Regions from separate parts of the Homo sapiens genome. Here region 2 is linked to region 1. The links are chromatin loops, found by intact Hi-C in ENCODE. Cell type or tissue: IMR-90. All regions are shown on one strand.

What was found. A loop is a pair of places that touch in the nucleus more often than their neighbours do. Peaks named below come from ENCODE experiments on the same cell type or tissue, not always from the same donor. Only the 100,000 strongest peaks of a DNase experiment are listed, where the experiment ranks them.
Region 2: it touches region 1 in a loop (2.8-fold over the local background); 2 of 110 quality-filtered maps call a loop at or near these places.

What each region holds. Positions count from the first base shown.
Region 1 is chr4:138,867,111-138,875,110 of GRCh38, forward strand. The region is part of intron 2 of LOC105377448 (a long non-coding RNA gene); the gene reads right to left. Among named protein-coding and RNA genes, the nearest start is that of NOCT, 140 kb to the right of the region's middle. In IMR-90, a CTCF peak has its summit at 4,118 (motif pointing left); DNase peaks (open chromatin) are centred at 1,681, 2,241 and 4,101; H3K27ac peaks cover 319 bases; H3K27me3 peaks cover 610 bases.
Region 2 is chr4:138,218,589-138,226,588 of GRCh38, forward strand. It overlaps SLC7A11 (solute carrier family 7 member 11), which reads right to left. Exons shown (of 12, transcript NM_014331.4): 4 at 4,611-4,736; 5 at 678-777. Among named protein-coding and RNA genes, the nearest start is that of SLC7A11, 20 kb to the right of the region's middle. RefSeq lists an enhancer at 4,286-4,896. In IMR-90, a CTCF peak has its summit at 3,639; a DNase peak (open chromatin) is centred at 3,713; H3K27ac peaks cover 3,236 bases.

The DNA.
Region 1 (8,000 bases):
CAGCACAGCATACATACACCACACACATATACCCACATACTACATTGCACACCATCTATCCTCCACACAACACACTGTACATCACACAACATGTACACAAACACACACACACCACACTATATTCCACACACCACACACATCACACACTATACACTACACACCACACACACTATACACCACACCCGCATACACACTATACTCCATATACCATACACACCACACACACACTCCGACACAGTATCACCATACACCATGCACACACATACACACACACCACACACCACACTATACTTCACACAACATGCACACACACACACACACCCCAACACACCACACATACCGTACTATACTCTATACACCACATGCACACCACACACAATATATTCCACACAATGCACATAAACCACACACCATGCAACACACACACCACACACACCACAGTATACACGACACACCACACACAGACCACACTATACACCCCCCCACACACACACCACTCGACACCACACATCACACTGTATACTCCACACACTGTGCACACACACACTATATACCCACCACACACGTGCCCGCCCCATGCAGCCCCTTCTCCTTTCCAGTTGCACTCCCAAGGCCTCTGCCTGGAATGCCACCCTCGGCCTCTCATTCTTTAGCTATTAAGTGAAGCTGACTGAATTTCCCTTTGACTTTAGACACAACCGCCTCGGGTTGCAGTCACTTGCCTGTCATTATCTGCCCTCATACAACTTGCATAGGGAACGTCTCCACAGCATGGTTAGTTCCACTGCACAATCACAGCACACAATTTGCCACTGTCCCTAATCTCTGACACAGCATCCGAAATTAACTGCTCTCCTACTACAGATGACCACTCACTAATCCTCCCAGGATCTGCAGCACTGTTTCCAGAAAGTACGTTTTCAAGCTGGAAAGGGTTTTTCCATCCTTCTTGACAGTAGTTGTAATAAGAATCCATTATCATATTAGCAGAGAATGGCGATGCTAAGAAGTGACATTTGCACAAAATTTGATAGTTGACAGAGATCTTGTCCCATTTGGTGTTCACTCATAGAATGTCATTCAGTCCTCAAAAAACGGGACATTAGAATGAGACTCTTTCACCTCCATTTCTACTGATGAGCCCAAAACAATTAATGATATAAAAGTGATTGGGACAGACCTCCCTTATGCAGATTTACAGAGATAACCCCCCAATCCCTTCCACAATTCTTGGTATCTGCATTTGGATAAGGATAGGAAAAGAGGGCAGAGAGAAGAGAGAATTTTGGTGAGTTTTGGTGAGACTCTTATCATTGGAGAGAGCTATGCTGCTGTAAGTCTTGTCAGTACCCAGAAAACCTCCCTGGGGAGTAGGGTGGTGTGGTCCCCCAGACCAGTAAGGGGACTTCAGGAGACCACATTGAAAAGTGTTTCCTGCAACATGCTGACCAGAGCAAATAACTCATAAGAAAAAGTGGCTGAAATGTGGAAACCCAGAGGATCTACACTGTATTCCATTTGCTTCATGAGTCTGACAGCCAGCAGGGGTTCTAACGCAGAGTCTGGCTGGGAAAGGAGCTGGAGTCCAGTTCTGGATCCCTGCTCACTGGGTCTGTGGCCTCAGCAGCTGTGGAGAAGGCAGAGGCTCGATTGCCTCCCACTTGTTGAGAGGCAAATGGTACACCCTTGACCTGTGGTTTTCACGTCACTGAATTGGGATGCAGCCCAAGAAGACAGAACCATCCCTGTTTTAAGACCAGAGACCATGATTTATCTCATCTTAAGGGAAAGAAAATGACCTCTATCTCCTTGCCCAAAGGAAAAGGGAAAGGAGGGAAGAGGAAGGAACAGGAGGGGAGGGGAGAGAGGAGGGGAGTGGGGAAGGGAAATAGGAGGGGAGAGGGGAGGGGAGAGGGGAGGAGAGAGGAGGGGAGGGGAGGGAAGTGGAGAGAGGAGGGGAGGGAGGAGAGAGGAGAGAAGGGGAGAAGGAGGAGGGGATGGGAGAGGAAGGGAAGGGATGGGAGGGGAGGGAAGGGAAGGGGAGAGAGAGGGTGAGGGGAGAGGGGAGGGGAGGGGGAGGCATTGCAGGTGAGAAGTCATTTGAAGTATCAAAAAGAAACTGATATCCTAGAATAATGCATCTGCTTCCTGTATTATTCTATTTCTGAGAATGAAGAAACACTTCTCTCACCTAAGAGTCACTGCTCTGTTTATGTTAGAGTCTAAATATGAGTGTGTGCCTCATCGTACACTGTCATCCCTTTTGCAAATGGCCACATGAGCCTGGACTAAATATGGGATGACTATTTAACATTATGGAAACTAGAAAAACACCACCAAACTCTGGAAAAGGAGAATATTTACAAAGTAAATGCCTCCTACTTGTGATAAACACAGTAATAAAAAAGCTATTAAAAATTATTGCACCACATTCTACTTTGAGAATCTTGGTTTGATTTCTTTGAAAAGCAGCAGAATTTGTCCCCATTTGAGGAATGAGGATGTGGTAGTTTTTATCCTTTTTTTTTTTTTTTTTTTTTTTGAAATTGTAAGGTTTCAAGGATTCTAGATAAATCTCTGCCTCTGGAAGGGTCAATCTGAAATAACCAGATTTCAGATTGTGACACCTACAAAATATGGAAATGAACATATTATCTCTGTGCCAGGCCCACAGCCAGGCCTGCATGCCACTCACTCATCCTGCAAGTAGTTGGAGAGCCCACTCTGTACCAGACACCATGCCAAGTGCTGGGCATACAAGAGTGAAAAAGACACACAAGCCACCTGCTCTCCTAGTGCAGTTCCAAGAAATCAGTTTGGAGAAATGGCTGTGAACCCCTAACAGTTGAAATTTCAAAGGAATTGTAACTCAGCATCAAATTAAGTTTTAGGTGTTTTGCTTTTGTTTTGTTTTTTTTCTCTAATCTCACATTTTGCACATCATAAATAATCATCATGTAAAGAGTTCACCAGTAAAGCACCAAAAGGTGCATCGTAGTCAAAAAACGTCAGCCCTTTTTGCTGCATGGCACTGCTAAGAAAAGGATCACTATTAAGAATAAATTGACTGGGCACGGTGGCTCACGCCTGTAATCTCAGCACTTTGGGAGACTGAGGCAGGCGGATCATATGAGGCCATGAGTTCGAGACCGGCCATGGCCAACATGGTGAAACCCTGTCTCTACTAAAAATACAAAAATTAGCTGGGCGTGGTGGTGCACATCTGTAATCCCAGCTACTCAGGAGGCTGAGACGGGAGAATCGCCGGAACCTGGGAGGTGGAGGTTGCAGTGAACCGAGATTGCACCACTGCACTCCAGCCTGGGCGACAGAGCGAGGCTCTGAAGAATAAATGGATATGTAGATGTAGGTTTGGTGCTAACTGTTTTCATACATAGATTCTGCTGCTAATTATATCATTTAGCAATTTTTTTTATGTTCTTTGATTTCCACTTCCCAGGTAACAGGGAAGGCTGTAGGAAGGGAAGAGTCAGGGGCAACAAACAAATGGATTTCTGTCCCACTGACATTTTATTCACTCAACATTTTGCTCCGTATTTAATAGGTAGATACATTTTAAGTGAAAGAAATTAGTCTCTGTTTTCCCCTTAACTTCTCTTCGAAAATGAATGAGATTTTTTGTAAACCTGTCTCTCTAATCTGCAGATTCTGTTTCAGTGGATCAATGAGAAAACATTTTGACAAGTCAAATGTTCATTTTTTAGGGGAAAAATAGCCCTCTCTATCTAGGCTGCCAAGACTGTGGCTTATGTGTTCTTAGGCCCTCAAGCTATCAATCTGCATTTCACTGCAGGCATTGCCCAGATGTCTTGGTCAGTGCACATTAAAGGCTTAGTTGCTGGCTTCTTAGGAAAGAGATTTAACATTAGCACATGTTCGATGTAAAGGAACATCCTTCTCCATTGAAAGAGAAATTTTATTTCTCTGGGAGAAAAAATTACAACGTGTAGTCACTAGGATGCATTATGAACCTGTTATTGCGTGTGGGATTTATGATCAAGGTCTCTTCTCTTCCGCAAGGATTCTTCAGCTAAGGGCGGAATTACAGATTTCAGCGCCCACAAAAATGTTTCACAGACCTTTGGCCCCATCTAGTGGCCATATCCTGTCAGGTCTCCCAAGCTTTTTCCTCTTAGAATTTGAAGAGAATGAGAGGCTCTGGCGGTGAAAGCTGAAGAGTTCATACTTTATACAGGCTTGACAGAAGACTACAGTTGGCCAGCAGAACTGTTGTGCCTCAGACCGGTGCTGGGCATATGACATTTCCTCATAGATTTCAGAGAGAGAGCTGCAATCGGATTCTGTGGCATTTAGAAAGGAGCTATTTTCAAACAAATCTGCAAAGTGCTAAGCTGTCTCTGCTTAGTCATTGGCTTGAAGCATACTCTGAAATGCACAAATTGCCTGTGTGTGTGTACACATGCAGGCACATGTGTGTGCATGCGTGTGTAGGTGTGCATGTGCGTGGAGGGCGTTGTAGTATGAAAATGTGCAGGGTTTGTGTGAACTCTGCAGTGCCAACTGGCATCAGGAAGGGACATATGGAAAATCACATTCCACATGGCCTCTAAATTTAGCTAAGCTGTCAATATCCTACACTAGCGGGGCCTTCTTTCTCCATGCTCTGGTTTAAAGGCTTAAAAACGGAAGCCAAGTTTAGCCCATTTGAAAGCTCAGGCGGTTAATGGTGCTGTCCGGAGGGACGTCAAACAGCAGCTTACACTATCCGCGGCGTGCAATCAAGATCCCACCCGCCTCACAGAAGCAGCGGCTCGGAGTCAGTCCCCTCTCTCTTCCACCCTACACCTGCCAACAGGCACGGAAACAAAGTGGTCAGAGGCAAGGGGGATCTGGGCCTTAAAGTTCCCTCTTTTGTTCTGCTAAGAGTAAAGGTCAACAGAAGTTAGGCATAGATGGAAATCCAGATTCCCTTAGACCCAGCAATTCTGTCTTCATGGAGGGAGGAAGTGCTGGAGATCGGGCTTCGGCAGCACTATGACAATGGCTATGAACATCTGTCTTAAGATGCTCTCAAGAGCAGACGAGTGGCCGAGGGGGGTCACAAGTTGACGTGGAGAACTCCTCCACTCACTTCAACCCTAGCGGATCATAAATCTAGTCATCATTGCTCTACTTTTCCCCTGCCCTATTTATTCTTATTGCCCTATTTTTTAAATTATTTTAAAATTATTTTTACATATCAGTAGGGAATTTAAAAGTAAAATGTGGGTAGGACAGAAATTCACTTTTTTGATTCCCTAGTCTGTTTAATCCCCAAGCAGAATGTATGCCTTACCCTCAAAAAGATATGTTTCCTCATTAACCCCCTTCCTGTAAAATAGGGCTATTAATAGTATCTACCCCATTGGGCTACTGTGAGAATTAAATGTGTTAATACATGTAAAACACATATAACAGTGCCTAAGCTCTCACTCAATAAATGTCAGCTATAGGTACTAAAATAATTCTAGCAAGTCAAATGAGCAGAGACAGAAACTAGATTATTTGCTCTTCAAAAATTCTTTTTACAGGTTTCATGACTATGTTTGCTTTCAAGAAATGCAGGTCTCCCTTCCAAGACCTGTAACTCTTTAAGGAGGAGATGACATTAAGAGATCCTCCATGGGACTCTACAGCCACCAAATTCCATCCACAACTCAGGAGACAAAGAGAATTTGAATGGGAAGATGTGGACTCTTACTGCCAACAGGCGCCTGGGGATGCCTCCTTGATGATCACACTAAAAGTCCTCCAGGACCCTTCAGAGAAGAGGCCCTCACTGTCAGCAGCTGTGATCACCTGTACTGGAACCTCTGAAAACCCTCAGGAGGCATTATAGATGTATGCTTCAAGTTTGGGGGCAGTCTTGGAATTTTAATTCTATGAAACTATCTGAACAGTCCACTCAGGAGAATGATTGACATACCACGGGTGGGAAAAAATTGCTTTATTATTCATCCTTACTGGGAAGATAAGTAATTTCAGCCTGACAAAACAAAAATGAGAAGAGGCAGAGAGAGTAAGCAAGTGAGATACAGAGACAGAAAAGCAGGTGAATGTATAGAGAGATGATAGATAGATACATAGAGGATAGATAGAAACAGAGACAGGTAAGTAGATAGGTAATTGGTAGATAGATATAGATACATACACAGATACGTGGATAGTTAGATACATAGATTATGATACATGCAAATACGCATGCCTAAATACATACAAATAGATACACAGATAATGACACATACATAGATGCAGACATACTTACATACATAGATAAATGTGCAGGCTATAGAGGAGAAGGGGAGAGCAAGAAACACACTAAATCAACCTTTTTGTTCCTCACCTGAGAAACATAATGGCATCCTACATTCCAGCTTGTACATCATCCCTTAAAAAGCTCATTGAGAAGTTTGGTCATGATCCTGTCCTTATCCCAGAGCTCTTGGGAAACCTTGCCATTAACTCTTACAATTGCTCTACCTGCTCATTCACTCCTGGGAAAATGTCAAGATCTTTTTCCTTTTGTGGAACAGAGGCTACAGTAAAGGCACTTTTCTTTTACTGAGACTTTTTCAGAAGGGTTTTTTTTCCCTCCTACTATTCCAAAGATTTTATTTTAGACTGCAATGGAAAGCACAAAGAGGCATTCAGCTCAGGCTGCAGATTGCTAGAAAACCCTTCACATGCCACAGAAATTAGAGAGGCAGCCGCACTCATCAGCAATAGTGTATAAATTTGGAAGGAGTGATTTTATAAAATCAGACCATTTTAGAATGAGGAGAAACATTAGTTCATCCTCTTCATCTGCAAGACGAGGGGACTGAGGTACTTAGGGTCTAATCTTTGACTACTCAAAGTGCCTCACTTTTCTCATCTGTGAAGCACCGGAATGACGGCACGGTGACTGAATTAACAACAGGTTGGTATTCAGGCGCTGTGCTGTTCAAGAGCGGGTGCTGCCTCTTTGGAAGGCCCTGAACCCAGCTGCCTTCTCCATGCTGCTGAGAAGTAGCAGAACTATTCCCATGCAGCCCTGGTCCCAGGCCTCCTTCTCCCTGGATTCCCAAGGTGTAAATCCAGATAGATGACCTGGCTGGTCCCAGACCACCTCATGATTACAATTCTGAGTGTTATTTACTCGAAGAGCACATTAAGCACACACCTGTGGTGAGGAATATTTAATGCAGATGTTTGGGAAGCAGCTTTGCCAAAATTATCAGAAAATGTATGTGAGGAAATTAGCCTCCTGGTCCCTCAGTGGATATTATATCTTTTATTGTCTTTGTATTTTGAAGTATTTTCTTTTTTAAAGATGAGGTTTTAAAGGACTGCTCCACTGAGGGCATGGGAGAGGGAGAAGGAGGGAGAGAAGAAACCAGAGAGTAAAATAACAGAAATGGGGATCCCACCTGCAATAACCTGAACCAGGTGGAGCCCAATCTTTCCACCACTGCTCCACAAGGAGCTGTGAACAAGAGCCATGTCTGGACAGAACAGGAGCTTGGAGTAAGGAGAGATTCCTGGATGCTATAAGAGGGAGACATAAAAGATTCGGGATACAATAAAGAAAGATGGCTTCTCCCAGTGGGCCAGGCTGTCTAGAGAGGGTGGACCCAATGGCATAAAGTGGTAGGAAAAGACACTGACATTCAACTAATGTAGAATTAACCATTAGGACCAGCCAGTGAGGAGTCTCTGGTGAACAAAATAGAGCAGACCAACCAAGCTCCAGAGAGCAGGACTTCCAGGGCCAACAGTCTTCCTGGCAGACTAAAAGAGGAAATCTTAAAAGATCTGTAGGTCAATGTAGAAAATGTCAAACTTCTCCAGGAGAGAAAGAAAAATGATTATCTGGACTGAGCCTGCAAGATCACCACAGGAGAGAAAGGTACTTGGGAAAACATTACAGAAAGATGGCCTGCGAGGGTGGCATGGGGCTCCTCTCCACCATTTTCAGGAGGATGAATCCAAGTAGTCCT
Region 2 (8,000 bases), 650 kb before region 1:
ACTAGAAAGGTAGGTATCACAGGTGGACATACATCAAAGGAAATATATCTGTGGCATCATGATTTTAATCATCTTCACTTTTTTAAATTTTCAGATGTTGGGGACATTTTAAGGAACATGTAAGGTCCTTTTAAATGTAATAGACTGTCTAGAAGAGTTGACTGCATTATCTTGGTTTCTCTTTCTCTGCCTTTAGATTACCATTTACCTTCTGGGAATGTCATACTTATTTCTACATCTGAGTTACTTCTCTCACGAGAAGCTGGAAAAAAAAATCAATTAATCACTATTTGTAAACACCCTTGGAGCTTTAGCTGAAAGGCCTTTTGACAAGCGAAGTATTATTCTTTAGTACCTTACGGCACTATTATGTCCTTACTGGTACATACTTATAAGTAATTTTTATTGGATCTTAAGACCCAGCATTTGTTTGTTTTTTATGACATCAGGCTAAATCTAGCAGTCACCTTGACTGGAAACCTGTTATGTTTAGTTGTCATGTGCAAAGTAATTGGCCTGGTGGAGGGGATAATACCTTATTTCTCATTTCAAGTAAAGCCTATCACACTGGATTATGGCTATTCACATTTGCCTGGCACCTTGCTTGGCACTTAATCTGAGTGCATAATGGGATTAATGAACTACGCAAACCACCAGATCTGGAGCTATCAACTTACCAGCCAGCATATGCATACATTCCATAATAAAAAGCCAGTGGCAACCGCGTAATACTTGAATCTCTTCCTGAAAAGGCGTCTTTAAAGTTCTGCGTTTGACCTGTAATTAGAATAGACTGATTTTAGGATTTTTCAAAGAATTGGTTCTTATTCACTCTTAACCAGAAACATGGGGGTGCGGAGAAACATACTGTTGTAAGTCTAGATTTCTTACTCTCTGTTGATTACCATCTTTATCAATACTGTACCCATTCTATAGAAGGGGTCCCAAAAGTATATTGATCATTAACACTATTTCATATTTCTCTTTTAATAAATTTATAACAAAGATGAAAATGGCATTGAAAAATAATCCTCTGTTTGAGTATGCCTCTATTGTGACCATAAAAGAAGACTAAAGGGTTTTCTGTAAATTATAATCTTTATGAATATGATAGAATTCTTAAAAGATAGAATTCTTAAAAAGATAATGTTTTGCTTGGCAAGAAAATGCGGAGAGGTATCCAAGGTTCTACCCTTAATGAGGAGATGGAAATAAATCCCAGGACTCCTTTCCTACACAATTTACCTTTCTGCTTTCTGTTTATCCCATGTTGTTCATTAGATGCCTACCTCCTAGAAGAGAAGTTGGAAAATCCTGAAGACCATGTGTGTCAACCCAAACTGCAAGCCTTTCTTTTTTTATTTTTTTCAAGATGGAGTCTCACTCTGTGGCCCAGGCTGGAGTGCAGTGGCACAATCTTGGCTCACTGCAACCTCCGCCTCCTGGGTTCAAGTGATTCTCCAGCCTCAGCCTCCTGAGTAGCTGGGATTACAGGAGCGCGCCATCATGCCCAACTAATTTTCATATTTTTAGTAGAGATGGGGTTTCACCATGTTGGCCAGGCTGGTCTTGAACTCCTGATCTTGTGATCCGCCCGCCTCGGCCTCCCAAAGTGTTAGGATTACAGGTGTGAGCCACTGCGTCTGGCTGCAAGCCTTTCTTATAGATAAAGTTTTCTTTATCTATAAGTTAAAAATGCCCATTCATGAAGTATTACCCATTCATGAAGTATTGCCTATGGCTGATTTCAACCTATAATAGCAGAGTTGAGACCATACAGCTAGCTTGAAAAATTGAAAATATTTACTCTCTTGTCCTTTACAGAGAAAGTCCACTCACTCTGTGACCCTGTCCTAGAGAATGACATGTTTTTTTTCCTAGAAATATTGAAAAGATATTATAATGAACTCTAAAATAAATAGGTTTCAACAAATTTTGCAGCAGCATGTGAATTGAACACTTCACCTTTTTCTCTATTTTATGAATCACATTGGAGCTTTTTCTTTTATATCTTTTGAATAGTTTTAAAAGTTAGAAATTCAGATTTACTTTAGTCAGTCAATATTCAAGCTTAAGCAGAAAAAATGTTTCTATTACCCAAAGAAAATAGCAAATGAGATTACCCAAATGGGAAGTGAGACTTTGTTTTAAAATAAAACTTCATGTAAATAAACAGAAGGGGGACAGGGGGTGGATGATGTGTATGAGACACTCTCTCTTCCAAGTCAAATCTCAGTTTTTCCTGCATTCATTGCCCAGGCATAACTTATATATAAATATAATATGTGTGAGTATGAAGACCAAAAATGGAGAATGTTGAATTATATACTAAACAATTTTTCTCTCAAATGATTCCCAAACATAGCTCACTTTTTAAATGACATGATAAATTCAGAAATGCCCATTTTACTAAAACATCATTGTGTCCTTCCAGGAGAAAAATATAAATAGTGGAATTCAGATAAAAGCATCTGTTGAATATTCTTTTATCATAATCTGTGGTCTCTTTGGCATAAAGGCACAATATTTCTTAGAGTGCAGCACCAAATAATCCATAAGAAAAACCAAATTCTATAAAGACTGGGTCACAAGCAAAGATCTTCAAAAGTGCCATTTTGAGAATATTACAAAAGAGAGGCATTTTGTTTCTAGAATTCAGGAATATTTTGGCTATATAACAGAGGTCTCATGAAGATTAAAGGCAATATTCAAAGGAAAGTTCAACAAACTCTCATAAGTGAATACATAACATACAACTACTTTCAGGATATGATTAGAATAGAAATAAAAGCACAATCTGTATTAACAAAGTCTCCTACTAGAGTTTCAGATTAATGTGAAAAATGTGTGATCATGTTAGAGATGAAGAAAATCACAATTTTACAGCAATCGAGCAAATATACCTGCTAATAATGGTCTCTAAAATGTTAAATTTACATTAAATGCGGTAATATTCTCAGGGAATTTCTCTGTTGTGTGAGATCTCTGAATAAGCCTGTCACATTAAGCATTGATATCATGATTATTGATTAAAGTGTCTCTGTATTTTAGCCACTAAAAAAACCTCAAGATATATCATGACCTCTGCTCTCAAGGAATTTGCAATAGAGCAACATTTGGGCAACCAAACCCTTCCTCATATACATATATAAATACCTGGTAAAAATTGAATAAAGTCTATAATGCTACCTATAGTATCTTACATTACACCAAAAAGAAGAAGAAAATAAATCTTAGTTTCAAGGGATAGCATATAATCTTTTGGAATCTAAACTAGTATTAAAGAACAGCCAATGACCCAGAGATTCTGCACTTTTCAAATACTGAAGAAACTCCTTACAGAAGACTGAAGAGTTAGCTCAGAAAAATAAAGCACTAACAAAACAGATTATTGTGCCTACATTCCTAACGAATAAGATAGAAATGAGCAGGCTAGCTCTGTGGAGGCCAAGGTGTATTAGAAGAGCAAGCTCCTGTCTTCTCTTCAGTGCAAGCTCTAACGGTCAAAATCTTCATTGTGTTTATTCTGCATTGGCTGCTGTTGCTGGATTTCATAAAAGCATTTCCGCCAGCAGGGCTCTAAAATCTCCCACTAGGCTTATTAAATGGGCAACAGCAGCTCCCTTTCCCAGCTCCAGAGTGGCTGATCCTTCAGTGTTTGTCATTATTTAATGCTTCTACCAACAGTGATGATTTTACCAAACGCTGGCATTTCCTTTTGCCTTGTGTAATTCTTCTGCAACGTCATTAAATTTCTCTAGATTCCCTTTCTTGGAACAGACAATATCAATGTAAACATTAAATACTTAACATGCCCAAGTTATGTCATTCCTTTACAATTTCTTCTCACTTTATTTCCTGCTATATTCCTGTTGCTAATTAAATACCACATGTGAATCTCTGTCCTCCAACAATTTCCACTGAATCCAAGCAACTGCATGTGCCTTCTTTCCTAAAACAAAAACTCTAAATGTCACCTCTCAATTTCTTTTTTTAAATTAAATGTTAAACTCTATAAAGCAAGTAATCGCAGAAATGCGAATTTTATATTAAAAATAATGTAACAATAAAAATTAAGTTTTTACAACTATTTTATTGTGATATAATTTTGGTGTTTAGGAATGCTGTTCCCGTATTGACTCCTCTGTTGAGGATACCACTCTCAATTTAAAAGGAATAATAACCAGAAAGTCAAAGAATTATTGATCATCTTTTATCACTTTCCAGATACCTTTTTCTCTTTAATTTTTATTACTATTATTGGACAATTTTAAAGTAAAAAAAAGACATATTTATCTTTAATTAAAACTAAGTGGCAGGTTTTTTTTTTTTCCACTTCGAGTTTTCACTCCAAACCATTAAACCTAGAAAATTCACTGATGCCTTATTTTGTTGCATGGCCCATTCTTAATCCTCTTTCTGCCATTCAACTGTAAAAACCAACTCACTCACAATGTAGCAGCCTTTCAAATCAATTAGATGACAATATAGAGTTTAAGTTCCACAGGCAGAGACTAATTAAGGATTCTGTTAGTACAAGCAAAAGTTAGTGTTAAAAAAGACCAAAAGCAGATACGTATTTTAAAAAGCATTTGCTTTTCAGTCCATACCTTTAATTAGCTGCATAACTCCAGGGACTATAATTATCAGAATTGCTGTGAGCTTGCAAAAGGTTAAGAAAATCTGGATCCGGGCGCTCCAGCTGACACTCATGCTATTTAGGACCATCACTACAGCTGCAAACAAATAGAGGAAGTTACAAAAGGTGAATTCTCACTGGCACAAAGACATTTTAGGTCCTTGTTACTCAAAGGGCAATCTGTGAGGCAGCAGTGTTGACATTACTTAGAAGTGTTTTAGAAATGCAGAATCTCAGGCTCTGCCCCAGGCCTAATGAATACAAATCTACATTTCAACAGGTTCTCCAGCTGGTTTTTATGCACATTGAAGTTTGAGAAACATGGATAAAGCCTCTGGACAATAAGAATTCTTCTCTTGTTCTTTGTATGTAAGAGTGGACATATATTGTAGTACTCTAACAATCACATAAAAATGTCTTCTAACCAAACCCAGCATCCAATCAGATGGCTGAATTTCACTGTCTAGCTTGATGTGACAACTCTTTCCTGTCTCTATGATGGTATGCCTGCCAATGTGGATCACACTCAAGAAGGAGCAAGAAGTGTAGAAGTTGGCTCAGATCTTATTTTTCACTCTCAGGACTAGCCTCAGGCAGCACTTTTCTTTTGGTTGTCTTCTTTCTAATTAGCATGTCAAGGGGCGACTTTCAACCCACCGTACAAGTATAGTTTTTCAAGATATGTTTCAGGGCTTCAGCACAATATTCTAAGTGATGAGTGCAAAAGACTAACCAGGCTAGAATGCACATTGGGTTCAAAGCCAGAAGAATTTTTCATTCTTACTGATGCTGTCTACAATTTCCCAAGCAGCAATAACTATCCACCTTCGACACCTTGTGGACCATGAAAACCTCAAGGATAGAGCAAGGGTTATTCATCGCTGTATCGCTGGTATCCAGCTCCATGCCTGGCCCAGGTAACTTAATACATTTTTGTTGAATGAATGAACTGGATCCTCAGTTAGAAAATCTAAGGCACAAGGGAAATGGTGATGCTCTAAGACCTTTCTCCCCTACTCTGCTGGGATGACTGAGGTTATTCTAGACAGTGGTTTTCAACTTTATACTCTTTCCACAACCTTATGCTTGGAACAACCCAAAACACTACTTTATTCCTGACATTTACAGTTATTAACTATAACCTTTATATTTATAAAGGTATATTCTCCCTAAACAAATATTTAAAATGTAAAGATATTTCTCAAAGAATGAAACAAAACTCCTACAGAATTCTTATTATTCAAATTGAAATTGGAAGTTTTCCTTATATATAGTAATGAGTCCGCCTCACAGTTTTCACTGCCTGATATAGTTACTAGCTCACTTCAGAATTTAACAATCAATGCAAATGTCAGCAACACATAATCTTTAAAGGCAAAAAAATGGAAATAGCCTAAACCTCCTAAAGGAAGGCTAATTAAGGTATATCATTTTAATAGTTTATATGCAGCCACTTAAAATTATGAGGCAGTTAAATATTTATTACAAGAAAGGATATTCATGATATATTACTGATCAATACAGCAAGTTAGAGGAATGGATGGAAAGAAGGAAGGAAGGAAGAAGGAAAAGAAGGAAGGAAGGATGAAAGGAAGGAAGGAAGGAAGGAAGGAAGGAAGGAAGGAAGGAAGGAGAAATAGATCTGGAAACATATTTACCAAAACATCAACAGCAGGTGTTTATAAGTGATAGAACACTAAATAATTTTCAATTTTTTAAATTTATTTTTAGGAATAGTTTAATAAATTTTATGATGAACATATAGCATTTTGGTGGCTATAGTTTCAAATACTGAATTGTATACTTGAAATATACTTAAATGTTCTCACCACAGAACAAAACAAAAAAAAGAGGGGTAACTAAATGATGTGACAGAGGTGTTAACTCACTTGATTGAGACAATAATTTCACTATATATATATATATATATATATATATATATATAAATAAAATCATTACATTGTACACCCTAAAATTACAATTTTATTTGTTGTATATACCTCAATAAAGATGAAAAAATTTTCAAAAGTAAATGAAGCAATAAAATACATTTTGTTTTTGGAAAAAACTCCAAGATGGGAAAAATAAGGGATCAGAAGATCTCATACAAAGTGAAATACAGGGTTACTAACGAAGAAATATTTCAAAGGAGTAATTATGAGAATGATCAAAAAGGCCAAACCCCTGAATAAGCTACAGGGGCATCTAAGGGGGGTTATTTCATCTGTGTTGGAAGCTGAAAACATGAAGGGATAGACAGGTCTGTTGTCAATGACAAAGTGCATTATTTTATCAGAGGAATCACAAAAATAAAATTATTTATCTCTCCCCAATATAAGGCACTTATATATGGAAAATAAGTTAGTGTAACTCTGCTCCCTGCTCCATCATCCAGTGATTCCTTTCCTTTTCTATGCAAATGACTGTGTGATGAGTCATTACACAATAATGATTATTGTTTTAATTAAGGAGGTTCAACGTTGGTGTAAAAGTGAAAAAATTGTCTCATGTGGCCACCAGCAACAAAAGGGCAGTGTTTTCTTTCAAATAGGGCTCCTAAAACCCAAAGCACTCTGTATTTATGAAAGTTCTTTCCACAGTAGAAAAGAACTGTTATATAGAGAGAAAGAGAGAAAAAGAAAGGAGAGGAAAGGAGAAGGATAAAAACGAAAAGAGGCAGGCAGGGAGGAAGGAAGGAGAGAGAGAGAGGCATTCTTATTTTTGGAACAACTAACTATATGTTTGAAAATAAGAAAGAGGTTTTGTTACTTTCATAAAGAGTATAAGTACCTAATGTCTATTGAAATATTAAAAAAACTGGGTATTTGGGATTTTAAAAAATACTTTGTAAAGTTTTCTTAGGCAAATGGAAGACAAAATTAAACAGATATTATGAATTGATCATCTCACCCTGCTTTCCTCTCAGATAGCTTAACAAAAATTCTCATTAAGATGCTAGTACACTGCTGGTGGGAATGTAAATTAGTATAGCCACTATAGAAAACAGTATGGAAGTGTCTCAAAAAACTAAAAATAAATCTATCATATGATCCAGCAATCCCATTGCTGGGTACTTGATTGTGGTGATAGTTTCACAGGTGAATACATACATCACACTTTATCAAACTGTACATTTAAAGCATGTGTGGTTTATTGTATGTCAATTACACCTCAATGAAACTTTTTAAGAAAAAAAAAGATGAATTTTTTTCAAAGGGTTCTTAAAACCCTGCTTTATCTGAGCATCCAGACATTGTACTCATTATTTGGTACACTAAATTCCAGCTGAGATGCCCCTGAATTACCCTGAAGGCACAGTTTAACAAGTAACAAGGCAGCCAGCGAGAGGTACAGTGAAGCT